2 separate regions of the Homo sapiens genome follow, and region 2 is linked to region 1. A link is a loop called in an ENCODE intact Hi-C map of the cell type or tissue named here. Cell type or tissue: HepG2. All regions are shown on one strand. Each heading gives the region's core, and the rest is flanking DNA. Links, peaks and the distances in the headings are about the cores only.

Region 1 (16,304 bases), core at 3,276-11,275:
AGCCTCTCGAGTGGCTGAGATTACAGGCGCCCGCCACCATGTCTGGCTAATTTTTTTTCTATTTTTAGTAGCAACGGGGTTTCACCATGTTAGCCAGGCTGATCTTGAACTCTTGACCTCAGGTGATCTGCCCACCTCGGCCTCCCAAACTTCTGGGATTACAGGCGTGAACCACCATGCCCGGCCCATTTTAATAATTTTTTTTTTTTTAGATGCAGTCTCAATCTGTCACCAGGCTGGAGTGCAGTGGCAAGATCTCAGCTCATTGCAAGCTTGCCTCCTGGGTTCAAGCGATTCTCCTGCCTCAGCCTCCTGAGTAGCTGGGACTACAGGCGCTCGCCAGCACGCCCAGCTAATTTTTGTATTTTTAGTAGAGACGGGGTTTCACCATGTTGGCCAAGATGGTCTCAATCTCTTGACCTCGTGATCCTCCCGCCTCGGCCTCCCAAAGTGCTGGCATTATAGGCGTGAACCACAGCCTTAATCATTTTAAAATGTACAGTTGAGTGGCATTAAGTACATTCGCATAGTTGTACCACCGTCACCACTGTTCATCTCCATAACTTTTCTTATCCCAAACTGAAACTTGATACCCATCCAACACTAACTTCCCTTTTCCTCCTCCCCCCAGTCCTTGGCAATCTCTATTCTACTTTCTGTCTCTATGAATTTGACTATGTGCTGTTCCTCATGTAAATGGAATCATACCATTTGTCCTTTTTTGTCTGGCTCATTTCACTTGGCGCAATGTCCTCAAGCTCCATCTATGCTCTAGTGTGTGTCAACATGCATCCTTTCTCAGGCCAAATACGATTTTACTGTATGTACATATCATATTTTGTTTATCCATTCATCTGTCAATAAACATTTGGATTGTTTCTACCTTTTGGCTACTGGGAATAATGCTGCTAAGAACATGGGCGTACAAAGATATTTGAGTCCTTGCTTTCCATTATTTTGGGCATATGCCTGCAAGAGGAATTGCTGCCAAAGAGCTTTTTAGAACTCATTTTGGGGACTTTCCCAGGTCATTATTTTGAATTTCTTCAGCTATGGCCACTGTCTGTCTTCTGAATGTAGATTTGATTTTTAGAAACTCCCAGCACAAAATGGAATGAGAGGGCTTACCCACACTGCATCTTCTAATAAAGGAGTGTGAAGAAGGAAGACACATAAGTTCCCTTCCAGAGGAAGGAATTGAGGCTGAGAGAGGGTAAGGGCTTGCCCAGTGTGCAGGGTTGCAGTAATAGGGCTGGGGTTCAAACTCTGGTCTGTCTGAACGCAAAGCCTCTGCTTGGTCCTTGACCATGTTCTTTCTCTAGGAAGCAATTTGTTGAGCTACTAAGTTGGGGAATATAATTTTAGATTAAAAAGTGTTATTATGGTGACTGATTTAAAAATATTTTTTATATATTTTTCTCTTCAAAAAGAAAAAGGTCATTTTTAAAAATCTGGGATATAAAGTAAAGCAGAAAGAAACAAGTTACCCATGTTTCCACCACTGTTCATCAACTATATCTCTATGTAAAATGTTTCATTGTTGGTCAGGCATGGTGGCTCACGCCTGTAATCCCAGCACTTTGGGAAGCCGAGGCAGGGGGATCACGAGGTCAGGAGTTCAAGACCAGCCTGGCCAACATGGTGAAACCCCGTCTTTACTAAAAATACAAAAATTAGCCAGGCATGGTGGTGGGCATCTGTAATCCCAGCTACTTGGGAGGGTGAGGCAGGAGAATCGCTTGAACCCGGGAGGTGCAGGTTGCAGTGAGCTGAGATCACGCCATTGCACTCTAGCCTGGGCAACAAGAGCAAGACTCCGTCTCAAAAAAAAAAAAAAAGTTTGATTGCATTCCCCGAGTTCAGCTGGGCATGTTATTCACTTGATCACTCCAGGCCAAGAATAGACAAGCATTTAGTAACCTTAGGAGGCTGTGCCTTTTCACTTACAAAGGCTTACATTGGCAGATGGGAGGAGGCAGCATGGGAGCCATGGAAGAACATTGCTGGGATCTCCTTTCAAGAACGAACTTGCCATTCAGCTGCAAGGAATGAGGTTAGCAGATAGCGTGCAGCTGCAGCACCTTTGGGGTCCTCCATAGTAGCATTTGTTTTTTGTAGAGATGAGTTCTCACCATTTTGCCCAGGCTGGTCTTGAACTCCTAGCCTCAAGCGATCCTCCTACCTCAGCCTTCTAAAGTGCTGGGATTAGGCTGGGCATGGTGGCTTACACCTATAATCCCAGAACTTTGGGAGGCTGAGGCAGATGGATCACTTGAGGTCTAGGAGTTCGAGACCAGCCTGGCCAACGTGGTGAAACCCTATCTCTACTAAAAATACAAAAATTAGGCCAGGCGCAGTGGCTCACCCCTTTAATCCTAGCATTTTGGGAGGCTGAGGCGGGTGGATCACCTGAGGTCAGGAGTTCGAGACCAGCCTGGCCAACATGGTGAAACCCCATCTCTACTAAAAAAAAAAAAAACCAAAAAAACAAAAAATTAGCCATGCATGGTGGCATGTGCCTATAATCTCAGCTACCCAGGAGGCTGAGGCAGGAGAATCACTGGAACCCGGGAGGTGGAGGCTGCAGTGAGCCGAGGTCGTGCCACTGCATTCCAGCCTGGGCGACAGAGCGAGACTCCGTCCCCCACCCCGCAAAAAAAATCCCAGCTACTCAGAAGGCTGAGGCAGGAGAATTGCTTGAAGCTGGGAGGTAAAGGTTGCAATAAGCCAAGATCGTGCCACTGCACTCTGGCCTGGATGACAGAGCGAGACTGTCTCAAAAAAAAAAAAAAAAAAAGAAAAAGAAAACAAACAAAAAAAATAAATAAAGTGCTGGGATTATAGGTGAGCCACCGCATTCAGCCAGTAGCAGCATTTGAGCTGAGGTCTCTCTCTTCCCAGGCAGCTCCCAAGCCAATGGCTGAACATGGCCAGGGGTACCAGAGCCTCATCATTTCTGCCCAATGTGGGAGTCTTCCACTGGGCATTTTGGTTCACTCCCCCATTGGGCTGCCGGAAGCTTTGAAAATTCTGTATTCTACCCTATTTTTCTTCCTCCCCTCTTTCTTTTCACATGATTAGATCTGCATTGCACTTGGAATGTTTTCCCTTCACAGACCTACGTCATCCGCCCCCTTATCTTTTGTAATTATTGCCCCCCAATAAATCTTTTCCTCTTCACTCCATCTCAGCATCTGCTTCCTGGAGGACCCAGATTGACATAGGCAGTGACTATTGATGAGAAAATCTGTGCATGTTTCTGAGCTTTGATTTAATCTTTGAAAAGTTAAGCTTAGAGTTTCCACATCAAATAATGTTCAACATGCCATCCATTTTGAACTTATTACAGAGCATTAAAATATTGACAAGAATTGTGTTGTCTATTTCACCTAATCGAATAATCTTTTCTTTGTATTTATTTACTTGTGTAAAATATTTTAAGAAGTACAAAAATGGGCTGGGCGCGGTGGCTTACGCCTGTAATCCCAGCACTTTGGGAGGCCGAGGTGGGCAGATCACGAGGTCAGGAGATCGAGACCATCCCGGCTAACACGGTGAAACCCCATCTCTACTAAAAATACAAAAAATTAGCCGGGAGTGGTGGTGGGTGCCTGTAGTCCCAGCTACTCAGGAGGCTGAGGCAGGAGAATGGCGTGAACCCGGGAGGCAGAGCTTGCAGTGAGCCGAGATCATGCCACTGCACTTCAGCCTGGGTGACAGAGTGAGACTCTGTCTCAAAAAACAAAACAAAACAAAACAAAAAAAGAAGTACAAAAATGGTAGAAAAGGTATGTAAGAACTCTGAAAAACTACAGAAGAAATACTAGTGAAAGATTGGAGATAAAAGAGATTTCAATGTGGAAACCAAACCTCACAATAGCAAAGATGGACAGAAAATGTTGAGAAAGAGAGGAATTCTTGGAAACAAGACAGCTGCTCTCACAAATGTTGGTTGTGAGTAATCAATGAAATCTGGTTAATGTGTAAGAACATAGCATAGTAAAAATGTGTTACAGCTGAGTGTCTTGCAATGTATGCTCATGTGAATTAAGTGCTAAACACATAAAATAAATAGATGAAACTAGTTGTCTCTGCTGTAACTCACACACTGCAGGAGCTTTTAAGAGTTGCTTATAAAATAGACTAGGTGCAGTGGCTCATGCCTGTAATCCCAGCACTTTGGGAGGCCGAGGTGGGCAGATCACCTGAGGTCAGGAGTTCGAGACCAGCCTGGCCAACATGAGGAAATCCTGTCTGTACTAAAAATACAAAAATCAGCCGGGCATGGTGGTGGGCACCTGTAGTTCCACCTTCTCAGGAGGCTGAGGCAGGAGAATCGCTTGAACCTGGGAGGCAGAGGTTTCAGTGAGCCGAGATCACACCACTGCACTCCAGCCTGGGCGACAGAGTGAGACTCTGTCTCAAAACAAACAAACAAACAAACAAACAAACAAAAAAAAAAACCACTGGGTGCAGTGGCTCACACCTGTAATCTCAGCACTTTGGGAGGCTGAGTCAGGGAGATCGCTTAAGCTCAGTTTGAGACCGGCCTAGGCAACATAGTGTGGCCTCATCTCTATTAAAAATTAAAAAAAGTTAGCTGGACATTGTCATGCCGCCTGTAGTCCCAGATACTTAGGAGGCTGAGGCAGGAAGATCACTTGAGGCCAGGAGATTAAGGCTGCAATGAGATGTGATCTCACCACTGCACTCCAACCTGGGTGACAGGGGAGACCATGTCTCAAAAAAAAAAAAAAAAAAAAGAGTTGCTAATAAAATAAGAATGCATTTTATTTATCTGACTATGCTTGAAAATGCAATAGACCAGTGGTCCCCAACCTTTTTGGCATCAGGGACTGGTTTTGTGGAAGACGATTTTTCAATGGATTGGGGGTGGGGGACATGGTTTTGGTATGAGTCAAGCACGTTACATGTATTGTACACTTTTTTTTTTTTTTTTGAGATGGAGTCTTGCTCTGTCACCCAGGTCACCCAGGCTAGAGTGCAGTGGCACGATCTCGGCTCACTGCAACCTCTGCCTCCTGGGTTCAAGCAATTCTCCTGCCTTAGCCTCCAGAGTAGCTGGGATTACAGGCACCCACCACCGCACCCGGCTAATTTTTGTATTTTTCAGTAGAGACGGGGTTTCACCGTCTTGGACAGGCTTGTCTCGAATTCCTAACCTCGTGATCCACCTGCCTCAGTTTCCCAAAGTACTGGGATTACAGGCGTGAGCCACTGTGCCCAGCCAATTGTGCACTTGTTTTCTTGCAACTGGATGGTCCCATCTGGAGGTGATGGGAGACAGTGACAGATCATCAGGCATTAGATTCTCATAAGAAGCGAGCAACCTAGATCCGGCACACGTGCAGTTTACAGTAGGGTTCACACTCCTATGAGAATCTAATGCCACCACTGATCTGACAGGAGGCAAAGCTCAAACAGTAATGCGACCCATGGGGAGCAGCTGGGAATACAGATGAAGCTTCGCTGGCTTGCTTGCCTGACGCTTACTGCCTGCTGTGCACCCGGTATGATGGCAGGGGTGGGGTGGGGACCCCTGCAATAGACTGTTTCTAGGTAGCAGTGGTAGTTGTGCATCTCACCTCCCATGGTCAGGAAGGCCACTCTGGTTGTAGTCAAGTGTGTATTCACTGGAGTCTTTTCCTTTCCATGTAGCCCTAGTTATTTTTTGTTTTGTTTTTGATTTCTTTTTGATACAAGGTCTCACTCTGCCGCCTAGGCTGGAGTGTGGTGGCGCGATTATAGCTCACTACAGTTGCCGCTTCCTGGGCTCAAGTGATCCTCCCACCTCAGCATCCTGAGTAGCTGAGACTACAGGCACACATCACCACACCTGGCTAATTTTGCTTATTTTTTGTAGACATGAGGTCTCACTATATTGCCCAGGCTGGTCTTGAACTCCTGGCCTCAAGTGCTACCCACTTCCCCCGCAACCACCCCTTTCCACCTTGGCCTCCCAAAGTGTTGGGATTACAGGTGTGAGCTACCACACCTGGCTTCCTGGTTCTGACAATAAAGGACCTATCTTAGGCTGCGGGAAGCATTTTCACCCTGAGAGCAGCCTGATGTTTGAGGTTGTGGCTGTGACTTCTGCAGGTGCCTGCTGAGAGGCAGGGCTCCCCGCTCCTCCTTCTGTCAGTTCCCTGGGGCTTGTATCTACAGCCACAGAGACCACAGCCCTGGCCATTCTCCTGGAAGGCCCATTTACTTCCCTGATACAAAAGTCCCCACACTCCCTCCTCCCTTCCATGCCCCAGTTGGCCCAAGAGCTTATCTCAGCTTAGGTTGGGGCTGCTTCACTTGGCTGCCCATTCACTAATGCCCTGGCTGCATGCCTGACCACTTAAGTCAGACCAGGAGCTAACAAGGTGCAGCCCGGCCAGGCGAGGTGGCTCACGCCTGTAATCCCAGCATTTTGGGAGGCCAAGGTGGGCGGATCACGAGGTCAGGAGATCGAGAGCATCCTGGCTAACAAGGTGAAACCCCGTCTCTACTAAAAATACAAAAAATTAGCCGGGCGTGGTGGCAGGCGTCTGTAGTCCCAGCTACTCCGGAGGCTGAGGCAGGAGAATGGCGTGAACTCAGGAGGCGGAGCTTGCAGTGAGCCAAGATCACGCCACTGCACTCTAGCGTGGGCGACAGAGTGAGACTCGGACTCAAAAACAAACAAACAAAACAAGGTGCAGCCCAGGCTGAGAATCGCTGGCTTAGCCAAACCTGTTCCCCTGACGGAAGGAGAAATGAAAGCAGCTCACGCTATAAACATGGCATCAGGCCCATTTCATTGGCGACACCACTGCCCTGAGGACAGGGGGTTCCCGCTCATCTTGTTCCAATCTGCAGTGCCTGCCATAGTTACTTCCATGGAGTAGAGGCACACAGTCTTGTTCTCAGTAAAATAATATTGATTTTTTAATTAAATTAAATTAATTATTTTTGAGATGGAGTTTTGCTCTTGTTGCCCAGGCTGGAGTACAATGGTGAGATCTGGGCTCACCGCAACCTCTACCTCTTGGGTTCAGGTGATTCTCCTGCCTCAGCCTCCCAAGTAGCTGGGATTATGGGCATGCACCACCACAGCCGGCTAATTTTGTATTTTTAGTAGAGACAGGGTTTCACCATGTTGGTCAGGCTGGTCTCGAACTTCCAACCTCAGGTGATCCGCCCAACCTCGGCCTCCCAAGGTGTTGGGATTACAGGCGTGAGCTACCGCATCCAGACTATATTGATTTTTAAAATACAGGTCCACTGTATTTAGTCCTCCTCACACTCCCACCCAAACCTTCAGATGAGCCAAAGGCTTGGAATTTGGGGTTGAAAAAAATAGGATCAAGATCTGTCTTTGATAGCAAATGGCAATGTTCCTTCACTCATATGAGGCTGAGATTTTCCATCTGAAAATGGGAATAGAACTGTTGCTGATTGATTCTCCTTTAGTGGGGGCCTGGAAATGTGCGAAGACTTGACATTCATCAAATCCAATTCTCTCCACAGCCGTGGAATGACTATTTACTTTATTTGCACGTGTTTTTTTCTCATTATAACATCATACTCTAAGGTGGGAGGCCTGTTGCCAGGGCTACCAGATGTAGGGCATTATGCCATTTTAGTTTTTAGTTTTAGCATTTTAGTCCTATGCCTATTTGGTTAAATTTCTCTGTGTTTCAGGCTATTCTAGGCTTCTCACTTTGTGGTCACAAAAAATAAATATGTTGAACTTTCTCTCTTATTTTCTCTGTTTCTTTAGTTTTCTATAGTTTCTTCTGGATCTTTACCTTGAATTTGCTAACTTCACACTCTATTTCTGTTGACTTATTCCGAGAGCCTCCCCTCCCCAAGTATAACAAATGAATTGCTGCTTCTGAGCAATACCGGCACCCAACACCTACCTCCAGGTTGCAGTGAGGAGTAACACATAATGGGTGGAAGCACCAGGCACACTAAATACTCACACAAATGAGCTGTGATTACGTAAACAACAGTCCTCCTGTGTGGTGTGAGCTATGATAGCAGGAAGTACAAAGTACGCTGAAAATGCTCAGTAAACTGAGAAAGGTTAAACAGTGACTGGTCATTACTACTGTGGGTCTGAGGATCCTATGTCTCTGCCTAATGCCTTTATTTACTTATTCACCAACAGTGATTGATATCAGCCATGGCTGTTTGTCACACAGCTGTCCAATGTCTTTTTTTGTTTGTTTGTAGTTAACTTCAAAATTTTCTTCGTGGTAAAACACACATAACAAAATATAGCGTTTTAACCACCCTTTTTTTTTTTTTTTGAGATAGGATCTCACTCTGTCACCCAGGCTGGAGTGCAGTAGTGCGACGACGGCTCAGTGCAGCCTTGACCTCCCTGGTCCCAGGTGATCCTCCTGCCTCAGCCTCGTGAGTAGCTGGAACTACAGGCAGCTGCCACCACACTTCGCTAATTTTTTGTATTTTCTTTTTTTTTTGAGATAGAGTTTTGCTCTGTTGCCCAGGCTGGAGTGCAGTGGCGCGATCTTGGCTCATTGCAACCTCTGCCTTCCAGGTTCAAGCTTTTCTCCCCGAGTTGCTGGGACCACAGGCACGTGCCACCATGCCTGGATACTTTTTTTTTTTTTTTTTTGTATTTTTAGTAGAGACGGGGTTTCACCGTGTTAGCCAGGATGGTCTCGATCTCCTGACCTCGTGATCTGCCCGCCTCAGCCTCCCAAAGTGCTGGGATTACAGGCATGAGCCACCGCACCCCGCCACGCCTGGCTAATTTTTCGTATTTTTAGTAGAGACAGGGTTTCACCATGTTGGCCAGACTGGTCTTGAAGTCCTGACCTCAGGTGATCCACCCGCATTGGCCTCACAAAGTGCTGGGATTACAGGCATAAGCCACCGCGCCCAGCCTAATTTTTTGTAGAGACAGGGGTCACCATGTTGCCCAGGCTGATCTCGAATTCCTGGGCTCAAGCGGGATCCTCCTGCCTCAGCCTCCCAAAGTGCTGGGATTTCAGGAGTGAGCCACCATGCCTGACCTTTCTTAACCATTTTGAAGTGGTATTACATACAGTCACACTGTTTTGCTACCATCACCACCATGAACTTTTCTTAACCTTGAAATGCCCTTTTGAATTGTCTTTCTGTTTCCAGGGAAGTTCCTCTTATGTCTTATGAGGAAGTCAGAACTCAAGTTCCCAGCCTGCCCTGGGTCTGGGACATAGACCTGGGCCAGGCTCCACCAATCAGATGCGTCCATACTGACACTGGTTCAAGTGGGAGCCCCAGGGAGAAACAGGCTGTGGCTGGAGCAGCCATGTTTGCTGGTGTGGATGGCAACAAGGGTGCCCAGCTTTTGGTGGTGACTGCCGGTGGTAGCAAGTTCATGTTCCTGGTGCTGACATGAAATCAGTGCTGGCTACAGTAGTGATTGCAGCAGGACCAGGTTTCTGGCACTTAGGACTTGCCTTCAGTGACAGTTTCCTTATCAAACCATGGGTGTTACTCTCTGAATGTTTCATCTCCAGTCTGCTCTTAAATACATTTCTTTTTTTGCTTAACCAGCTAGGCAGTAAAACCATGCCAGTCCTTTTCATCAGAAGGACTGCTGAGAACAGAGAAACCAGGTTTGTTTAGATCCTCCTGCTGTTGGATGCTGTTGGCAGAGCCACATTGCTCTTGAGCCCTCTTCTAATGAACTTGTCAAGCCCCAGCTCTTTCCTTGTCTCTCCTTGACTTCAGTCCAGATGGGGAGGGCTCTGGGATGCAATTAGCTCCCCCTTATTTTTGGGGTCCTTGGGAGAGAAGTCATTTTCAGAAACTGGTGCCAGGAGAAGGGAGCCCTGGTGCCTGGCCTGTGTGGATGTTGGCTCCTGGTTATTTTCTTCTTCATCCACAGAATGTTTGCGTGGACACAAGGCTTACCATGAGCCACTCGCTTTTCTTTTCTGTTAAAGCTTTCTGCTGGCTTTTCAATATTGTTTCTCTGTTGAGAGGCACATTGGAGGATGGGAGGCAGGTTTTTCTCTTTCTGTTGGGAGGTACCGAGAAAAAACATCATTCAAGATTCCCCAGAGTTCCTTTCTGATCCGTGAGGTCCCGAATACCCTTGTGCCTCAGCTTTCCCTCTGCAGGAGTGGGCTTGGTTTCCAGGTTCATGCATCACATGATTATTGAGCCCCTTTTTTCTGCTAGGATCATTCTGGAGACACAAATATGAGTAACAGGTTTGGCCTTCAGAACTCATAGCCTAGTGGAAGTGGGCAAACAGATCCAAGCCTCAGCTAGTAGCTACTGAAAAAGCTTATTTAATATTCATATTGCCCTTTAAGCCTCATCTTGTTTCTCCTCTCCTCTCTGAGTATTTCTGGGATTCTCTAGAGGATGCTTATGTGTTCAGCTGTTCCGTCCTGGTTGTCACTTGCCACCCCTGCCATCCTAAACAGAATATGTCAGTGGGCATGTCATAGAGCCCAGCTGACCTCTGCCCAGTTGGTCTCTCTCCCACTTCTGCAGATAAATGGAGGAGATGAGTTTCTTTCCCTTTTAGGTGAAAACTTGCAGCCCCAGTCTTGTATATTCTGGGACGACTTCTTCCCAGGATGATCGAGAGTGGGAATGTCTACTCCCCGTATGGGAACACACCCTCCTTGGTGTGTTTTTGCACTCAAAGCACAACATGATTATACCTCAAGACTCAGTGATCCAGCCTCAGTCTCAGCGGCCTCATCTTGAATAGCATCTTGGGGACGTTAATGGTGCGGTCTGGGCAGCACTGCACTGAAGTGTGGCTCAGGTTCTTTCTATAGGCTCTTCTCCAGCTCTTGGTAAAAACTAGGCCTGCCTCAGATTCTCATCTCCTGTGGGTGTTACCTACGTAAGACTATACATTTTCCTAAGTGGAAGAAATTGTTTTCTAGCACAGGACAGTCCAAAGCCATGCCTACTCCAAGAAGCATTTTCTACTTACACAGATAACCTTCCCTGGCACCTTGTGGACTCATTTGGTTCCCAGGAGCCCAGCTGTCTCCACTATCTCCATAGCTACAGGAACATTTGCTTTACATCTTCACAAGAAAGAGTCACACAGAGTGGATTTTTCCTAAAATAAAAGGCTATCTTCTCCCAGGGGTTAATTCAACACTTGTAAAAGAGAGGCCTGCTTGAAGCTTTGAAAATATAGGCTCTTTCTCACTCCTAGACCTATTGAGGTCTGAAGGATCTTGGGAGGAGCTTTTAGTTAGTGTGGTTTTTGTTTGTTTGTTTGTTTTTTTGAGACAGGATCTTGCTCTGTTGCCCAGGCTGGAGTGCAATGGCGCAATCATAGCTCACTGCAGCCTCGACCTCCCAGGCTCAAATGATCCTCCTACCTCAGACTTTCAAGTAGCTGGGACTATAGGAGTATACCACCACACCTGGCTAATTTTTTATTTTTTGCAGAGATGGGGGTCTCACTATGTTTCCCAGGCTGGTCTTGAACTCCTGGGCTCAAGCAATCCTCCTACTTTGGCCTCCCAAAGTGTTGGGATTACAGGCATGAGCCACTGTGCACAGCCTTAGTGTTTAATCTCAGAGTGTCCCATGCTTTTCTTCTGTTATGGACCAAATTGTGTCCTTCTCAAATCCATATGTTGAAGTCCCAACCCCCAGAACCTCAAAATGTCACTATATTTCGAGTTAGGGTCTTTAAAGAGGTAATTAAGTTGAAATGCTGCCATCAGGGTGGACCCTAAACAAGCGTGATTAGTGTCCTTATAAGAAGAGGAGATTAGGACACAGATAAACAGAGGAAAGACCACATGAAGACAGAGGAAGAAGATGGCCATCTGCAAGCCAAGAGGGGAGGCCCCAGAAGAAACCAACCCTGCTGGCACCTTGATCTCAGACTTCCAGACTCCAGAATTGTGAGAAAATAAATTTCTGTTGTTGAAACCACCTAATCTGATGTACTTTGTTATGGCAGCCCTAGTGCACCAATATGTCTTCCCCTTCAGCTGTCTTTGCAAAAGCCTTTCCCCTAGTATTAATAAATACCATGCAAGTATTAAAAAAAATTTTTTTTTATGGAGTCTTGCTCTGTTGCCCAGGCTGGAGTGCACTGATGTGATCTCAGCTCACTGCAACCTCCACCTCCCGGGTTCAAATGATTCTCCTGCTTCAGCCTCCTACGTAGCTGGGATTACAGGCACCCCCCACCCCCACCACACCCAGCTAAATTTTTTTGTAATTTTAGTAGAGACGGGATTTCACCATGTTGGCCAGGCTGGTCTCGAACTCCTGACCTCAAAGTGCTGGGATTACAGGCATAAGCCACCATGCCTGGCTTGTGCAGGTCCTAAGACCTAATATGCATGTGCCTGCAAATGGGCCTTGTGGACTGGACTGGTTTAGAGAATCTAGAAGGGAGCACACTACATTTGCACCCATTCTTTATCTGGGAGGATATCTCCATCAGGTGTGTGGCTTCAGGAGGGACATGAAGTGGTGATGAGGACAGAAGGGGACACTATTCTTGCCAGCCATAGAAATTGCGTCCACTTTGGCCATGGATGAGAAGGATATTCATCTCTCGCATCTGCAAGACAGATCCCAAATCAGACATTCTGAAGCTGTGCCATCCAGCACAGGAATATCAGCCATACGCAGCTACTGTGCACTTGACTTGTGGCTTGTCTGAATTGCAATACACTGTGAGTGCAAAATACATAAAGACTTAGGTTAAAAAAAGCAAAAATCTTATTAGTTTTTATAGTGATTACACACTGAAATAATATTTTGGATACACTGAGTTAAATAAATATATCTTTAAAATCCGTTTCACCTGATTCTTTTTACTTTTTTTACTGTGGCTACTAGAACATTTACACTTATGGAGTGGCTTGTACTATATTTCTTCTGGACAGTGCTGCTATAAAGAGGGCATAAGCCTGGCCAGCCAGTTGCCAGCCAGCTCTCCGGAGGGTCACAGGCAGTCACCACATGCTTAGGACTTAAAGTTTGAGACCTGGTCCTTGCCTTTGAGGGGAATCCAAGTCTCTAGTCCCTGTTGAAGGAGTCCCCTGGTGGACGCCCAGCTTGTATTTTTTTTTTTTTCTAAATCCCTTTTCTCTTTTTTTTTTTTTTTGAGATGGAGTCTCGCACTGTCACCCAGGCTGGAGTGCAGTGGTGCAATCTTGGCTCACTGCGACCTCCGCCTCCTGGGTTCAAGTAACTCTCCTGCCTCAGCCTCCCAAGTAGCTGGGATTGATTACAGGCTCCCGCCACCACACCCGGCTAATTTTTTGTATTTTTAGTAGAGACAGAGTTTCACCATGTTGGTCAGGCTGGTCTCGAACTCCCTGACCTCAAGCGATCCACCCGCCTCAGCCTCCCAAAGTCCTGGGATTAAAGGCATGAACCACCGCACATGGCCTGTATCTTATCTTTACTTGATGACGACCCCTGAACCCTGCTCTTGCCTGTTTACATTTTTGTTCTTTTCGTGGCTGTGATCATTAGCTACTCCCAGACCTCTGACCACTGCCCTATGGCCTGGTTATTGTTCCTGCCTCCCTCTCCCTTGGCTGGGGATTCCAAGAACAGACTTCTGGCTCCTTCTCCCAGGTTCTCCTGGGCCCAGGACTGTCCAATAGGTTCGTGCCCTGCCCCCCTAGTCTGTCTCCACTAGACTCCATCCAGGACCCCAGGGAGCTGGACTCAGGTCACCTGGGGCTCATAGAGCTCTTGTTCAGGATACGAGACATTGACCTCAGCCCGTGGGACTGGGAGAGAAGGCCAGGAAAAAGTGGCAGCCCCCTTACTTGAAGGAACCTGTGATCTATTTTGAACTAATCCCGTAAAGAAACAAATGCAGGATCCAGCGTCCCCAATGAGACTCTAGTTAGCCACCTCTTGACCTTGTGTATGTAGCTATGTCAAGCTGCTGTTCAGCACAGATAACTCAACTTTCATGTGATGAATTCCTGAGGCCCAGGGGAAATGTTGTAAATACTGGGAATGTGTGAATCAAGGAAATTGAATTAAGAAATATAAATCGGGCCAGTCGTGGTGGCTCATGCCTGTAATCGCAGCACTTTGGTAGGCCGATGGGGGTGGATCACTTGCGGTCAGGAGTCCGAGATCAGCCTGGCCAAAATGCTGAAACGTTGTCTCTACTAAAATTACAAAAGTTAGCCGTGGCCGGGCACGGTGGCTCATGCCTGTAATCCCAGCACTTTGGGAGGCTGAGGCGGGAAGATCACCTGAGGTCGGGAGTTCGAGACCAGCCTGACCAACATGGAGAAACCCTGTCTCTACTAAAAATACAAAAATTAGCCAGGCGTGGTGGCGCATGCCTGTAATCCCAGCTACTCGGGAGGCTGAGGCAGGAGAATTGCTTGAACCCGGGAGGTGGAGGTTGCGCTGGGCCGAGGTCGTGCCATTTCACTCCAGCCTGGGCAACAAGAGTGAAATTCCATCTCAAAAACAAAAAACAAACCAACAAAAAAATTAGCTGGGCATGGTAATGCGTGCCTGTAGTCCCAGCTACTCGGGAGTCTGAGGCACGAGAATCACTTGAACCTGGGAGGTGGAGGTTGCAGTGAGCCGAGATTGTGCTACTGCACTCCAGCCTGGGCAACAGAGTGAGACTTCATCTCAAAAAAAAAAAAAAAAAAAAAAATCCAGAAAATGTGGAAATAACAGTCAAAGGGGGCCAACAGTCTTCTGGTGGTCACTTGGGGGAGCCATGAAGACAAAGGAAGACCAGGGTCCTTTTACACTCCTGCCTGGGACTCTCCAGACTCACTCTGCTCCTGGGCTCTGGGCCACGCCATCTCCTAGCTTTGGACCCTCCCAGACATGCTTTTTGCCCTTCTGTCTCCTACCTTTGCTCACACCATTGCCTTCTCCTGGGATGTCTTTCTATCCCATGTCTGCTCATTCAAACATACACATCCCCCCTTTAAGTCCAAGTTCAGACATTACTTCTCCTTGAAGCAGCCCCTGATTAATAACCAGAGTTATGTGCCCTTTAGGGGATGCCTTGTTTCTGCTTCCCTGGCATCCACTCCCTTCCCCTCTTTGGCCTTGTATTGTGGTTGTTGCTCTCCACCTCTCCTCCTAGACTGGAGGATGTAACCCGGGACGGGATCATGCTTGATCCTTGTCTCAGCCCTATAGGGCCCTGTAGGGTCAAGCACAGTGTCTGACCCCAATGCCTGCATGTTCATTGTCAACACTGACCTCTATTATGGCACTTTTCACTGTGTGTATCTGTTTACGTGTCTTTCTGTCCTGATAAACCGTAAGCCTCCATTGAGGGCCTACCAGGTGCAAGCGACCAGGGTTGCAAAGATAAACGAACCACAGTCCCAGACTTCGGGGACAGCTCCCACTAGAAGAACAAGTACTTGCCAGCATTATTATAAATGGGCCAGCAGCTGCATGTCCAGGGACAATGAGGAACAAAGGGCAGAGGTTGGTGCTGCCTTTTAGCACAGTCAGGTCAGAGCAAGGTCTTGAAAGATGAGCAGATTTGTGGGCCCAGGGATTCTTGGGGAGGAACTGGAGATTGTCTGCATGGTGAGGTGGACCAGCCCATGTAGTTGGAAAATGCAGACTTGTGTCTCACCAACCTGTATCCCAGGTATTAGCGATCCTTGCTGTGGAATAGATGTGCAGAAAATGTTTGTTGACCAACTAAGTGACTGACGGAATGAACTCTTTAATTCTTTAAGGGTGGAGAATAATCATAACTCATTTTTCTTCTGGTGAATTTTGTTTATTTATTTATTTATTTATTTACTTACTTACTTATCATGGAGTCTCGCTCTGTCGCCCAGGCTGGAGTGCAATGGGGCGATCATGGCTCACTGCAAACCCTGCCTCCCAGGTTCAAGCCATTCTCCAGCCTCAGCCTCCCAAGTAGCTGGGACTACAGGCATGCGCCACCACGCCTGGCTAATTTTTGTGTTTTTGGTAGAGATAGAGTTTCACCATGTTGGCCAGGATGGTCTTGAACTCCTGATGTCAAGTAAGCGACAGCCTCAGCCTCCCAAAGTGCTGGGATTACAGGTGCAAGCCACCATGCCCGGCCTCTCCTGGTTAATTTTAGATGGCCTCCCAGGTTTCACAATATTTTTGCTCAATTTTCCCATACATGCCTTGTCCTATAGTCAACTGTGGAGCTTGTTACCTATGGGGTTCTTGGGTCTCTTTCATGCAGATTCAGATTCAGTGGGTCTGGGGTGGGATCCAGAATCTGTTGAACACATGTCCTAGAAAGTCCTTATGATCGGGCAAGTTTGGGTGACTGCTGCTAGCAGGAA
Region 2 (16,304 bases), core at 5,151-13,150, 52 kb after region 1:
CTGATTGGTCCATTTTACAGAGTGCTGTGCTGATTGCTGCATTTTTCCAGAGTGCTGATTGGTGCGTTTACAAACCTTTAGCTAGACACAGAGTGCTGATTGGTGCGTTTTTTACAGAGTGCTGATTGGTGTGTTTACAAACCTTTAGCTAGACACAGAGAGCTGATTGGTGCATTTTTACAGAGTGCTGATTAGTGCATTTACAAACTTTTACCTAGACACAGAGCACTGATTGGTGCATTTACAATCCTCTAGTTAGACAGAAAAGTTCTCCAAGTACCCACTCGACCTAGGAAATCCAGCTGGCTTCACTTCTCACTGAGATTGCGCCACTGTACTCCAGCCTGGGTGACACAGTGAGACTCCATCTCAAAAAAAGAAAAAAAAAAACCAAAACCATTGCTTAATAAATAATACCATCACCCCCCAAAGACACATTCTGAAAAGGTAAGAAGGCTGGTGGAAGACTTCAGTTCATATCTAGTCCTTAAAATCTTTGAGAATCAAGATTTCAGTCACCACTAGGCTATATCAATGTATAATCCATTCACCTAACTTAGCATTTGCATATAGCCGGAGCTTTCCTTCTCATTTATAAAATTATTTTGACTATAATTGTAAGTTATTATTATTATTATTAATATTGTGAGACAGGGTCTCACTCTGGCACCCAGGCTGGGGTGCAATGGTGTAATCATGGCTCACTGTTACCTCAACCACCGGGCTCAGGTGATCCTCCCACCTCAGCCTCTCAGGTAGCTGGGACATGGTGGCATGTGCCACCATGCCTGGCTAATTTTTTGTACTTTTTGTATTTTTTGTAGAGACAGGGTTTTGTCATGTTGCCCAGTCTGGTCTTGAACTCCTGGGCTCAAGTGATCTGCCTGCCTCAGCCTCCCAAAGTGCTGGGATTACAGCTTGAGCCACTGTGCCTGGCAAGTTTTGATTAATTGTAACATGGCAACATATTGACAAATCATTACTGATACAGACTTTTCAGTCTGCTAGATATTATGAATTGTAAGTGTAATGAAGCTGCATTTCATTGACAACAGCTGCATTTCATTAATGTCGTGTGACCCATGGGCAAATGAATCCACTGGTCATACGATGTCTCTCTTTTTTTTTTCCCCAAGACAGAGTCTTGCTCTGTCACCCAGGCTGGAGTGCAGTGGCATGATCTCAGCTCACTGCAACCTCTGCTTCCTGAGTTCAAGCAATGCTCCTGCCTCAGCTTCCTGAGTAGCTGGAATTACAAGCACCCGCCACCGTGCCTGGCTACTTTTTGTATTTTTAGTAGAGACAGGGTTTCACCGTGTTGGCCAGGTTTGTCTCAAACTCCTGACCTCGTGATCCGCCTGCCTCACCTCCCAAAGTGCTGGGATTACAGGAGTGAGCCACTGCGCCCAGCTGATGTCTGTTAAAGTAAGCTTGTGATACTTGAACCAGGGAACTGTGGCAATCAGGAAACTGTTGACCATGGACAACCAGTGAATATTTATCTAAGTACAGGCTAGAATCTGTACTTAAGTAAGTGGGTGATTAGTTGAAGGAATACAAATTGTAACCAAGTAAGAATGTTTTCTCAGAGCTCACAGTATAATTAGAATCAGAGTCAGATGAAAAAAGAAGGCATGGAATAGCCTCATTCATATAGGAAGTTATCCTAATTGCCAGTACTGATGTGGCAAGTTCTGACCAAGAGATTATGAATGATATCAATCAATAACTTGTAATGCTGACTTATAAAGGACATTGACGCTGGGCTCCGTGGCTCCCATCTGTAATCCCAGCTACTTGGGAGGCTGAGGCGAGGAATGAGTGCAGAGTGGGGCCTTGTGTGCAACCCTAGATCTTGCTCCTGGGAGCCCCTGGAGTGGTACTTTTAAAGAAAAAAGATGGGGTCTCACTTTAGCTGGGTGTGGTGCCTCACACCTATAGTCCCAGCTCCTCAAGAGGCTGAGGTAGAAGGATCACTTGAGCCCAGAAGTCCAAGACTTCAGTGAACTATGGTTGTGCACTGTACTCCAGCCAGGGTGACAAAGCAAGACTTCATCTCTTACAAAAAGAAAAAAAAAAAAAAAGAGGACATTGATGAGAATAAAAGTTCTGTGTGTTTATGCTGGCTCTCTAAAACATAAGAGATAAAATCCAAATGAACAAATACAATTAATTTTTAACAGATATAGCAGCTTGGAAGTTTAAAGAAATTCTAGTAAGAATTTAAAGAAACTCTTGTGAAAACTGGAAAACAAAAACATGTAAATAAAATATCTTGAGAAAATGAACATATAGTATTTACCAAATTTAATGCCTAAAAATTCAAAATCCTGAAATAGGATATAAGGGATATGTTTGTCAATAGTAAAAGACTGATGAATGCTAGTAAAATGTAAAAATATTCCATAAAACATCGACAGGAGTTTTTTCATCTTATTCCTTGTGTGAAGACATTTGGGAACCTTTTCCCAAGTATACTCCAGCTCAGCAGGCAGCTAACCCACTGAGGGCTGGTTTGTTTGTGAGGATGGAGACCTCAGACAGCAGGACTATGAAGGATGAACAGGTACATTTTGCAGCTAAATTTCAGAAGACCTGCTCAAGTATGTACGATAAAACCCTGCTTCATTTAATTTTCTGTCCCCTGACTTTTCCAGTGTGGGTTGCTTGGCTGATTATCTTCTCCCTATTTTTTTTTGTTTTATGGTCTCCAATAATCTTGCATTTCTCTTTGTTCTACCAAAATGCTGCCTGAATAAGCTCTGGGTCTTTCGCACAAGTATGGGCTGAACCTGTGCTATGTCTTGCCTATGGGGCCTTTTCTCTGCAGACCTCTTCCGTGTGGTGGTCCCCAGATTGAAGGGTACAGTCTGGCTTGCCACTGCACAAGGTCATCAGAGGGATTTAATCTCATTTTGTGCTCAGCCATCCTGGTGAGGCCAAAGGGGTCATGGGGCTCATTTTGCACCTTGGGTGCATATATGGGTTTTCCCTGGAAAAATGTATTGTTTCATCCACTATCATTGCAAAGTCACGTAAGCCAACATTTGTTGGGCACCAAGCATTCTGCTAAGTGCCCCACATGTGTTATCTTAATTTATTCCTATGAAGTAGGTGCCCTTATTATTCCCACCTTATAGACAGAGAAACTAAGTCTCAGGATGGTTGTTTTCCCAACCACTTAATAAGGTTTACCATTTAATAAGTGGCAGATCTGGGTGTTGAGCCCAGGTCTGTCTGAGTTCCTAACCACTGAGCAGGTGGTCTTTCCTTCTGCACACACACACACACACACACACACACACTCATATGCATTTTTATAATAATGAAAGAATCTCATATATGCTGTTTTGTAGCTCCCTCTTTTCACTAACCCACTACAAGATGGGGCAAGAAGAGCATAATAGATTATTCCCCAGCCTCATCCTGACTGGGCAGAGCTTCCCACATCTGTCTTTTTCCCCCAGTGGAGTCTGGAGCGTGAGTCACAATGGAAAGGTCTAGAAAGCAGCTTCTTTGGTAGAGGCTCCATGGTGACCATAGTACAGAGATGGGGCCCAACTTGGGTACCCACCAGAGATAGAAGAAGGAATTATTACTTCCTGACAGGTGAGTCAATGAGATGGTATTGTAGAGTCAATTTCTTATCACTGAAAGCATTCAGGCAGAAGTTATTAGATTGGTGGTTCTCAATGGGGATATATCATCTCTTTAGTGGTGGTTTTGGAACTAGGGGGATTATTTTTGGTTGTCATAATGATTTTGCAGTCAACTACTTCCATTTAAGAGGGCAAGTCCTGTAGCGTGTGCAATATGGTACAGACCCAGGCAACAAGAAGCTTTCCTGCCTCCTCTGAACTTCTGAATGTCCTGGAAGAAATTCATATAGGAAAAAAACCCCCAATAAAACAAAACAAAACAGACAAACAAAGAAAACACCCCAAAACCTGTTTATAATTTGCTGATCCCAGAAATGAATGCTGTTTTATATATAAAGCAATGTCATGTTTTTGAATTTTTTCAAATATAAACAATTTTTCAAAAGTGCAAATACTGGGAAAAAAGGGAAAGATTATACTTTGCATTGTGTGCAATGTTAACAAGAGCATGTCACCATTTTGGAAAATCGCAACCTGCATGGTAATGACACGATATTTGAGTTGCTGATACATTTATACCTACCTGCATTTGTAGCTATTGATTCATGGTGCAACACACATGTACATGACAGGTAGTTTAGTTTGTGAGTAGAGGAAAAGATACCCCCCACCCCATTTGCTTGTATTTTTGAATATCAGGTATTAGGTTGAATCATGAAATTACCATTTTTGTAGATCAAAGTTCCATATTGGAAATTTCATAGAGTTCAACTTAATATTGAATATTGTCTAACTTCTGAATCTAAATGTATTTCTTCTTATTCCATGCAAGTATCACACTACGACGTGCCCAAGTATTTATGTGTTGAAATGTTACTTTATCCCTTTTATTTTTCATTTAAGTTGCAGGTATATCATTATATTAATTCTTTTGTGTTGTCATATAAATAGTTTATTACTGCATTTAAATAAAGTCAAAGAGGCATTTAAAATGCTTATGAAGGCAGGCGTGGTGGCTCATGCCTATAATCCCAGCATCTTGGGAGGCCGAGGTGGGCAGATCGCTTGAGGCCGGGAGTTTGAATACAGCCTGGTTAACACGGTGAAACCCTGTCTCCACTAAAAACACAAAAAATTAGCCAGGTGTGGTGGTGGGGTGGTAGGTGCCTATAATCCCAGCTACTCAGGAGGCTGAGGTGGAAAGCTGCTTTGAGCCTGGGAAGGCCAGGCTGCAGTGAGCCGAGATTGTACCACTGCACTCCAGCCTTGGCAACAGAGTGAGACACTGTCTCAAAAAAAAAAAAAAAAAAAAAAAAGCTTATGAAAAGGGAGTTTGGGTTTGAAGGGATGAGAAGTTTGCCTTAAGGCAGCACTCACAATATTCTATTCTATATACTAGAATGCTGTTTGGAAGAACTTGAACACCGTAGTTACCATATTATCCTACAAATGGCAAGTCATGCTCCCTCCCGAGTCCCCTAAGGGCTTCTGAAACCAGGGAGGGAAACCAACATTGGGAGTGTCTGTCTGCTGTGTGTCCAATACTTAAGGTATCATCTCTAATCCTTACAGCCACTCTGTGAAGAAGGTGGGGCTATCCTTAATTTGCAGATGAGAAAACTGAGGATTACAGTGTGTCTTAGTCCATTTGAGCTGCTGTAATAAAATACCATAGATGGGGTAGCTTATAAGCAACAGAGATTTCTTTCTTACAGTTCTGGGGGCTGGGAAGTCCAAGATCAAAGCACCAGCAGATTTGGTGTCTGGTAAGGACTTCTGTCCTGGTTCATAGATGGTGCCTCCTCACTGTGTCCCTACATGGTGGAAGGAGTCAGGGAGCTCTCTGGGGTCTCTTTTATAGGGCACTAATCCCAATCATAAGGCCTCTGCTCTCATGATCTAATCCCTTTCCAAAAGCCCCATCTCCTAATACCATCACATTGGTGATTAGGTTTTTAACATATGAATTTTGAAAACATTCAGACTCTGGCAGAGTGAGTGGTTAGGATACTTGTCGAAGATTACACAGTAAGTAGTGGAGCAGGAATTTGAACTAATTTCAGTGGAAATCTGAGGCAGAGTTTCCAGCAGATATATAAGATGCTCAGTTAAGTTTGAATTTCAGATAAGCAATGAATAGTGTTTTATTATAACTATGCCCCCAAGATTGCATGGGATACACTAATAGAAAAATATTATTTTTTGTTTATCTAAATTTTAAAATTAACCTGTGGTCCTGTATTGTTGTTGTTAAGTCTGGCAACCTCACTGCAAGGTCTACACTCTACCAATTTCCTTGCTGTTCTTTTTTTTTCAAGACAGAGTCTTGCTCTGTCACCCAGGCTGGAGTGCAGTGGTGCAATCTCGATTCACTGCAACCTTGACTTCCCAGGCTCAAGTGAGTCTAGTGCCTCAGCCTCCCAAGTAGCTGGGATTGCAGGCGCATACCACTACGCCCAGATAATTTTTTTATTTTTATTTTTGGTAGAGACAGGGTTTCACCATGTTGGCCAGGCTGGTCTCGAACTCCTGACCTCAAGTGATCTGCCCACCTTGGCTTCCCAAAGTGCTGGGATTACAGACGTGAGCCACTGTACCTGGCCTTTTTTTTTTTTTTTTTTTTTTTTTTTGAGATAGTGTCTCACTCTGTCACTCAGGCTGGAGTGCAGTGGCGTGACCTCAGCTCACTGCAACCTCTTCCTCCCAGGCTCAAGTGATCTTCCCACCTCAGCCTCCTGAGTAGCTGGGACTATGGGTGCACACCACTATGCCTGGGTAATTTTTGTATATTTAGTAGAGACGGGGTCTTGCTATGTTGCCCAGGCTGGTCTTGAGTTCCTGGGCTCAAGTGATCCTCTCACCTCAGCCTTCCAAAGTTCTGGGATTACAGGCATGAGCTGTTGTGCCCAGCCTTCCCTTGATTTTTTTTCTTTTTCTTTTTTTTTTTTCGAGATGGGGTCTTGCCCTATTGCCCAGGCTGCAATGCAGTAGCATGATCTTGGCTCACTGCAACCTCTGCCTCCCGGATTCAAGTGATTCTCCTGCCTCAGCCTCCCGAGTAGCTGGGATTACAGGTGCCCACCATCACGCCCAGCTAATTTTTGTATTTTTGTAGAGATGGGTGTTTCACCATGTTGGTCAGGCTGGTCTCAAACTCCTGACCTCAGGTGATCCACCCACCTCGGCCTCCGAAAGTACTGGGATTACAGGCATGAGCCACTGCACCCAGCTTGACCCCTTGATTTTTTATTCCAGAAGTATCTCTTGGGCCCTAGTGTGAATCATCAAAGGAGGCAGCAGGAAGTAGAAGAAAACCTTCTTCAGGGCTTGAGGGGCCCTGGGGCCTGGCCCTGTTCAGCACAGTGAGACTGGGGGAAAGACACACCTGTCTGGGCCAGTTTCCTCACCTGTGAATTGAAGAGTTGAACAAAACCATCTCAAGGGTCGGAAAATATCTTCTGGGCTTTTACCACATGCCAGGAACTGTTCTAAACTCTTGGGCTACAGCAAGGAACAAAATTGAAAAAGTTCCCTATCCTTGGGGAGCTTGCATTTTAATGGGAAAGAGAGAGACAATAAGTAATAATGCCAGCTACCATTTATTCAGCACCTACTGTGAGTCAAGAGTCAAGCCCTATGCAGGGATTCTGTTTTTTTCCCCTGAGACAAGGTCTCACTCTCTCACCCAGGTTGGAGTGCAGTGGTGTGATCATGGCTCACTGCAGCCTCGACCTCCTGGGCTCGAGTGATCCTCCCATCTCAGCTTCCTGTGTAACTGGGACTATAGGCATGTGCCACCATGCCCGGCTAACTTTTGTGTTTTTTGTAGAGATAAGGTTTTGCCATGTTGCCAAGGCTGGTCTCAAACTCCTGGACTCAAGGGATCCTCTCATCTTGGCCTCCCAGCATGCTGGGATTACAGGTGTGAGCCACCGCACCAGGCCGGGGAACTCCCCTGGCCGTTTTGTTCCTATCTTGTCCTACATCCAGAGCTTGGCATGATGCTGACACACCACAGTTAGCAGGGGCAGGCCCAGGTTTTGTGGGGCTGGGAACTTTTTTTAAGAAAAGTGAGATGCTTACTAGGCCCTTCCCTGTGTGAAGGAGAGGCCCTGAACAGGAAGCTTTAATAGTTTCACCGTAAGTATGGCTCTGGGTTCAGTCAATGACTGTCGAATGAACAAACAGCCTGGTACAGTAGTTTGCCTATTTTACAACTGTGGATGTGGAGGTTCAGAGAGGTGAAGGGACTCACACAAGTTCCTGTGACCAGTGAGTAACAGAGCTGATGGTGATGTGGTTCAGCAGTGAGGGGGAGAATGTGATAATGGCCAGCTGCTGGGTTTGGGATCAAGAAAGACCATGATTGTTGTTTTTGAGACAGAGTCTTGCTCCAGGCTGGAATGCAGTGACACAATCTTACCTCATTGCAACCTTTGCCTCCCTGGTTCAAGCAATTCTCATGACTCAGCCTCCTGAGTAACTGAGATTACAGGCGTGAACCACCACGTCCAACTACTTTTCTGAATTTTTAGTAGAGACAGGGTTTTGCCATGTTGGCCAGGCTGGTCTCAAACTCCTGACCTCAAGTGATCCGCCTGCCTTGGCCTCCCAAAGTGCTGGGATTACAGGCATGAGTCACTGCAGCCAGCCTAGAAAGGCCATGATTTAACTTTTTACCTTTGCATTGGCTTGCTGGTTAACTTTGGCCAATTGTCTTAACCTCTCTGTGCTTTTGTGTCTTGTAAAATGGAGAAAGTAAATACTGCTCGTGCACAGTGGCTGGAGATGATCAAGTAATGCTCATTTGGAGTAAGGGTCTCTCCCTATTGTGTCAGCTCGTGTCTGCCCAGAGGCAAGGTTGGAGTCTCCTCCAGTGCTCTGAGGTCTCTCAGGACTGCCTTGGGACCTGGGAACACAGGCTGAGGACAGATGGGGTGGGTTTGGCACAGGCAGCTGAGAGGCTGCACATTTTTGGAGCGACTGTGCTGCGCCTCTTTTCTGGAGAATGTGGCTCGATAGGCTTCCTTCTCATTCCTCGGAAGCACCTGTTGATATCTGGGAGAGGGGAAGGGCAGGAAAGGCAAGGGGCTCCTGCCAGCACTGGCTGTGTCCAACCTGGATATTTAGGAAAAAATCCAGGACAAACACCATTAACAGCTTCTCTGAGCCTCATACAGGAGGAAACAGGAGGCAGGAAAGGAAGGGGGAAGTATGCTTTGTGAGTCCCCTACTATGTGCCAGGGGCTTATATATGTTTCATAATAGCATATATATATATATATATATATATATATATATATATATATATATACACACACACACACACATACACATAAAGCGCATATATGTACATACTTTCTTTTGTGCCAAGCACTGTGCTTGGCATGTTACCTGTATTAACTCATTTAATCCTTACAAAAACCCATCAAGGTAATAACTATCCCAATTTTACAGATGAGGAAAGCTGAGGCACAGAGGGGTTAAGTAACTTATTCAAGTTCACATGGCAAATAAATGGTGGGGAAACAGGTAGTTTGGCTCTAAAGTCCACATGGGATGACAGTGGTAAAGAAGGTATTACCACGCCCCTTCGACACATGAGAAAACAGGCTCAGTTGAGGCCCAGCCTAGATCATACAGCAAGTGGCAGAGTATGAATTTCAACCCAAGCCCATCTGACTCCAAAGCCCCTGCATTTTCTATTCTACCAAGTTGCTGCCAAGCCCAGGACAGGATTTGAACCTGTGTCACTGTGCTTTTGTGCAATGTCTGGGAGCGAGCCATTTCTGGGATGTTCAAAGTTAAATTCGGGTCTCACCCTGACCCTAGCCCTAACTCCCTTCACCTCAGCTTGCTGCAGCTCCCTGCTCAGAGGAAGTTAGGCTGGGCGGTGCCAAAGGCAGAATGTACCTCAGGCCAAGGTTCTGAGGGTGAGAAGTGACACAGGGATTTGCTCTGTGGGCCCCCACACTCTCCAGCTGGCGCAGTTGTCAGGGACTGTGAACCCCTTTACCGCCACCTCTGTCCAGTCCTGCAGTGTTGCTTGGTGACCCTGAATGAATGAGTGATGGAGGACCAGGCCTTCCCAACATGTCCTCTCTCTGATGGTGTTTGGATGGCTGTGGGCTGAGCTAGTGTCCTTGAGGCCGCAGACCTAGGTATGAGTCCCTGTCTACCACTGTCTGGCTTCATGATGCTGGACAAGCCACTTTCTAAACCTCACTCAGTTTGCTAACAGTTCCTACTTCAAGGGTTATTTTGAGAACACATGTGAAGAGCCCAGCACAGAGCTTAGCATCCAGTAGGTGCTCAATAAATATTCCTGTTTCCTCTTCCCAGGGCCTAAGAGTCTCTCTTTCTTTTCCCTTCTCTCCTGCTTTTTTTTTTCCTTAAATTGTGATAAAATATACATAACATAAAATTTACCACTTTAACAATTGTGTTAAAATGCACAAAATAGGCCTGGTGTGGTGGCTTATGCCTGTAATCCCAGCACTTTGGGAGGCCAAAGTGGGAAGATCGCTTGAGTTGTACAAGAGTTGGAGACCAACCTGGGCAACAGAGTGAGACCCCATCTCTACAAAAAATAAAAAAATTGGCTGGGTGTGGTGGCAGACATCTGTAGTCCCAGCTACTTGGGAGGCTGAGGGGGAGGATCCCTTGAACCCAGGAGTTTGAGGCTGCAGTGAGCCAGCCTAGGTGACAGAGCAAAACTCAGTCTCAAAATATATTCACACATAACATAAAACTGACCATTTTGACCATATTTAAGTGTAGTTCAGGGGCATTAAGTACACTCACATTGCTGTGCAAACACTACTACCATCTACCTCCAGAATGTTCATCATCCCAAACAGAAACTCTGCACCCATTGCTCTCATTCCTCTCTTCCTTCAGCCCTTGGTAACCACTGTTCTGCTTTCTGTCTCTATGAATTTGACCATGCCAGCACCTCCTATAAGTGGAATTGTACAATATTTGCCCTTTTGCGATGGGTTCATTTCACTTAGTCCTGGAGCCCACCTGGTTGGAATTGGAGAGCCACTGCATCCGAGTAGCTGCATGGGCCCTGGGCAGGCCCCTTGCTGCTGGGGCAGGAAGCAGGACTTCTTGTTTGATCAAGTATGCTTATTGCTCCTGACCCAGGGCAGGCCGTGGACAGCTGGACATCTCTGAGCAGAGCTGCTCGAATCTGATGAGATCACTCAGCAGCCTCTTTGGCATGACAGTGAGAATCAAAGGTGATGCTTCTGGAAGACAGCCTGGTGTCCAGGAAGACACTCGGCCTTGGGGGTCACATTCTTCACAATGACGCCTGGCTCTGCCTCTCCCTTGATAAGCTGCTCAACCTCTCTGAGCCCCAGTTTCCACGCCTATCAAATGGGATGAGCCATGGTGCCCACCCCAAAGGGTTGCTGTGCAGATGCAGGGTGACAAGGCACATGCAGCACTGGCACATGACAAGGCACATGCAGCACATGGAGGGGCTGCAGTTACCTGCTTCGGTGACAGCTCAGAAGGCTGGTGGAGACCATGCAAGCCAAAGCCCCCGGGCCCAGTCAGGCTCATGGTTCTCCACCTCTGTGCCCCTCTCAACTAGCGTCTGGTGGTTCTTCAGTATATATATATTAAAGACAGGGTCTCGCTCTGTTGCCCAGGCTGGAGCGCAGTGGTGCAATCATAGCTCACTGCAGCCTCCAGCTCCTGAGCTCAAGGGATCCTCCCATGTCAGTCTCCCAAGTAGCTGGGACTACAGTTTCATGCCATCACGCTGGGCTATTTTTAAAGTTTTTTTTTTTTTTTTTTAATAGAGATGGGATCTTACCAGGTTGCCTAGGCAGGTCTTAAACTCCTGGATTCAAGCAAACCTCATACCTCGGCATCCCAAAGTGCTGGGATTACAGGCATGAGCCACTATGCCTAGCCAGGATATTTTAACAAGAAATAAAATCTCTTCCAGGAATTGGGTAAATAGGTCGCCTTGGGACACTCCCCCTGTTGCAGCACACAGTCTCTGTCTCTACCTGAGGACAGTAGGTACTCCACAGTGGGGGACAGGCCTCTCAGGGCCTCTGGAAAGGCTGCCTGCTGCCTTTTGAGTGTTTTCCAACCTCATGTTCACACACACCTGGCTCTGTGTGTGTGTGTGCCGTGAGCACAGGGGTGCAAAGGTGGTGGCAGTGGCTTACCCATCTATCTTTCTGTTTTTCCTTTTAAGGCCCCCTTTTGTCTTGTGTGTGTGTGTGTGTGTGTGTGTGTTTGTTTGTTTTTTTTTTTTGGAGACAGAGTCTCACCCTGTCCCCCAGGCTAGAATGCAGTAGTGTTATCTCGGCTCACTGCAACCTCTGTCTCCCGGATTCAAGTGATTCTCTTGCCTCAGCTTCCCTAGTAGCTTGGGTTACAGGCACCCACCACCATGCCTGGCTAATTTTTGTATTTTTAGTAGACAGGGTTTCACCATGTTGGCCAGGCTGGTCTTGAACTCCTGACCTCAGGTGATCCACCCACCTCAGCCTCCCAAAGTGCCGGGATTACAGGCATGAGCCACCGCACCCAGCCATCCTTTTTTTCTTGCCAGGGAGTCACAGGTCTCTCTTGGAATGCATTTCCAGTGTAGCGGCTGTTACTGAAAAAGATCGTGGGTGGAGGGCCATGGCTGCAGGAGGGTTAACAGTGCCACAGGGTTCCAGAGCAGCCCATGCTTCTCAAACTGGAGTGTGCCCACATATCACCTGGGATCCTTTACAATGCAGGCTCTGATTCAGTGGATCTGGGGTGGGGCCTGAGAGTCTAATTTCTGATCAGCTCCCAAGAGGTGCGTGTGCTGCTGGTTTGGGGGCCGCACTTTGGGAAGCAAGGCCAGATCTCCTTGTCCTTCAAAGCGCTGTGGCCCCTGGGGTTTGCCACAGGCTGCTTGGCTGTGCATGGTGGCCACCTCCCGCCCACCCTGGCTCCTCGTTCTGCGTTTCCTTCCTGCCTTTGGCCCTTTCCTTCATGCTAAGCTTCTGTAGCAACAACTCCCAAAGCCTGCCCCTGGCCCTCAGCTGTATTTCTGAACTCAATTACTGTATGAGAAGAAAGAATTTTAACTTTAATGATAATAGGAGCAATAATCCTCCATTGCAGGAAACTTGGAAATTACTAAAAAGCATATGAGAGAAGAATGAAAATTATCCAGAACCCCTTAGCCCAGGGAGAACAGCCGAGATTCTGATTCATTCCTTTACCTTCTTTTATCTTGCATATCTATGTCTTAAAACATAATTGAAATAATAGAAAATAAAAACAGACATTGCTCCTTTCTACAAAAGAAGCACATAGCCTCTTGTATCTGCTACACTATATCCTGCCTTCCTGTTTTATTACTGGGTCTTTGAAAAATGAGAAAATGACTATTCCATAGGCAATAATAATTAAAAATGTTTATTGAATCCTTAGGATTTGAGGTGCTGGGGTAACTCATGTTCATTATATCAATTTAATGTCATCCTATCATTTGTTTAACTGGCCTTCTAGATAAATAATGTAATAATAAACATCTTTGTGCAAGCATTTTTATTTTCTTTCTGATTATTTATTAGACCAGGGGTTGGGAAATGTTTTGTAAAGAGCCAGATAAGGAATATTTCTGTTTAGTGGGCCACACAGTCTCTGTCACACTTCTCAACTCTGCCATGGAAGCACAAAAGCAGCTCTAAACTCTGTAAACAAACGCATGTGGTGAGTTCCAATAAAACTTCATTCACAAAAACGGGTGGCTGGTTAGATTTGGGGCCGTAGTTTCCTGACCCTGCTTTAGATTAGAAGCAGTCCAGGACTGGCAGATTTTTTCAGTAAAAGGCAGATAGAAAATATTTTAGGCTGTGCCAAATACGGTCTCTGCCACTGCAGTGAATGTCTCCCCCTCCTCTCCCTACTCCTTTTCCTCAACCTCCTTTGTCTTCTTCCTCCATTTCTTCCCCCTTATTCCTTTTCTTCCTCCTCCCTTCTTTTTTTTTTTTTTTTCTTTTTGAGACGGAGTCTCACTCTGTCGCCCAGGCTGGAGTGCAGTGGTGCAATCTCAACTCACTGCAAGCTCAGCTTCCCGGGTTCATGCCATTCTCCTGCCTCAGCCTCCTGAGTAGCTGGGACTACAGGCGCCCACCACCACGCCCAGCTAATTTTTTGTATTTTTAGTAGAGACGGGGTTTCATCGTGTTAGGCAGGATGGTCTCGATCTCCTGACCTCGTGATCTGCCTGCCTCGGCCTCCTAAAGTGCTGGGATTACAGGCATGAGCCACCGCGCCTGGCCTTCTTCTCCCTTCTTATTCTTCCAACCTTTAAAACATGTAAAAACCAGCCAGGCGCAGTAATCCCAGCACTTTGGGAGGCCGAGGCAGGCGGATCACTTGAGGTCAGGAGTTGGAGACCATTCTGGCCAACATAGCAAAACCCCGTTTCTACTAAAAATACATAAATTAGCTGGGCGTGGTGGTGGGTGCCTGTAATCCCAGTTACTCAGGAGGCTGAGGCAGGAGAATCACTTGAACCTGGGAGGCAGAGGTTGGAGTGAGCTGAGATCATGCCACTGCACTACAGCCTAGGCGACAGAGTGAGACTCTGTCTCAAAAAAATAAATAAATAAATTCACATTGCTTTGATTACTAACAAGCTGGCCATTTTTCTTATTATCCATTTATATTTCCTATTCTGAATTTTTTTTGTGTGTTCTTTTTCTCTGAGATCTTGTTTTTTCCTTTTTGGTTTTGCATGGCCTTTTAACAAAGAAAGGATTTTAAATGTTGTCATATTTGTTGCAATTATTTCCCCAGTCTTTCATTTTGCCTTTTGATTGTATTTATGATTATTCCCATGGATAGAGGTGCTTAATTTGCATTTATCTTTTCCTTTGTGAGTTTCATTTTCTCCTTGAAACATTGCTATTTGGGCTTGTGACAGTTGGCTTATCCTGCCTTGTTCTCAGCCTCTTGATATCTCACAAACAGTTCAGAGATACAGTGGAGAAAGGTATAAATTAGAGGTGCTTTCAGCTGCACCTCACAGAAAATCTGATAAAATAGTGGTTTAAGCTAGTGGTTCTCAAACTTAGCACATGCCAGAATTACTTGGGGGCACTTGGTAAAACTCAATTTTCAGGGTCCCATTTTGGTTTTGCTTTGTTTTTTTGTTTTTGAGACAGAGCCTTGCTTTGTTCCCCAGGCTTGGGTACAGTGGCGTGATCTCAGCTCACTGCAACCTCTGCCTTAGGGTCCCACTTTAAAGAGTCAAGTTCTATTGGTCTGGGCAGGGCCTGAGAATGTACATTTCTAACTCTCCCAAGTGGTGCTGAAGCTGTGGGTCTGGGGACACACTTGGAGAACCACTGGCTTAAGCAACTAAAACATTAAATTACCTCATAAGGCCAGGTATGGTGGCTCACACCTATAATCCCAGCACTTTGGGAGGCCAAAGCAGGAGGATTGCTCAAGGCCAGGAATTTGAGACCAGCCTGGGCAATAAAGCAAGGCTTGGTCTCTACAAAAACAAAACAAAACAAAACAAAAAACAGCCAGGTGTGGTGGCAAGTGCCTGTAGTACTGGCAACATGGGAGGCTGAGGTAGGAGGATCACTTGAGCCCAGGAGTTCAAGGTTGCAGTGAGCTATGACTGTGCCACTGTACCCCACCCTGGGTGACAGAGTGACATCCTGTCTCAAAAGAAGTAAATACATAAAAATAAATTACTTCATAGAACAAAAAGTCCAGATGAGAGCAGTCTCTGGCTTGGTTTAACAGCTCAGTAATATCAGGATCTGGGTCAAGTCTTTACTTTTCTCCTGGCCTTTGTCCTCAGGACTGCAAGGTGGCTGCCATAGCTCTAAGCATTTATAGTTACATTAACATTCCAAGCAGGAAGAAGGGGGCTGGTGGAAGAGGCTTGTCTTTTAACAGGATTGGGCACATTGCTGCTTTGACTGCAACTTGTAAGCAAACATCTGATAAAGAAGAGAGGGTGGGTTTTGGTTCACAGATGGTCTCTGCCCTCAGGGCTTTCCTGCATGATGTGGAAAGGAGGATAGTGTGGGCCCCCGGACTCCCAGCCACAGGCCCAGTGATGTCCCCTGTCAGGATATCCTTCAGAAGAACCCAGTTTCAAGGCAGCTTGGCCTCCAAGCAGGTTCTGATTTTGGCCTCACTGAAGTGATTGGAGTTCTGCCGTGTTTCTGATACAAAGGGTGGACTGGCCCCCTATTCTGGTGTTTGGACACTTTCTCGCCTGAATGCCTGATGAAATAATTGGCCCGAGTCTCTCTAAGTTGAGAACTCTGCTTGCTTCTGCCAGTTCTTCTCCTGGTTAGGAATCCTATCCCCAGATAGGAGTCTAGAGCTGTGAATCTTGCCACACATTAGCAGCCATGCTGAGTGCCATCTGGCTTCCCCGAGATGTCTCTCAGCTGCTGCCAAAGCCCCCTGACAGCGGGGTGGGTTGGGATGGCAGAACCTTTGCAGGATTGCCTGGATTGATGGGGTGCTGCACTTTGCCTGCTGATCCAGCTTTCTCTTATTGTTTATATCTGGTGTTTGAATGACTTGTAACCTTCCTTGGAGGCCAGGGCTGGCTCAACTGGCACCATCTGGAGTGGGAAATGGGAGGAGGAGTTCCCATCTCAGAAGATAGGAAATACCAAAGGCACAGAGGAATGGGCTAAAGCAGTGCCTGTA

What was found. A loop is a pair of places that touch in the nucleus more often than their neighbours do. Peaks named below come from ENCODE experiments on the same cell type or tissue, not always from the same donor. Only the 100,000 strongest peaks of a DNase experiment are listed, where the experiment ranks them.
Region 2: it touches region 1 in a loop (1.8-fold over the local background); 3 of 110 quality-filtered maps call a loop at or near these places.

What each region holds. Positions count from the first base shown.
Region 1 is chr17:31,795,680-31,811,983 of GRCh38, reverse strand. No RefSeq gene overlaps it. Among named protein-coding and RNA genes, the nearest start is that of COPRS, 55 kb to the left of the region's middle. RefSeq lists an enhancer at 9,080-9,374 and a silencer at 10,883-11,076. In HepG2, for the core only: no CTCF peak of the experiment used is centred there; a DNase peak (open chromatin) is centred at 8,063.
Region 2 is chr17:31,746,053-31,762,356 of GRCh38, reverse strand. It overlaps the pseudogene GPR160P2. Among named protein-coding and RNA genes, the nearest start is that of COPRS, 110 kb to the left of the region's middle. RefSeq lists an enhancer at 1-720 and a silencer at 7,793-8,087. In HepG2, for the core only: no CTCF peak of the experiment used is centred there; DNase peaks (open chromatin) are centred at 7,976 and 9,156.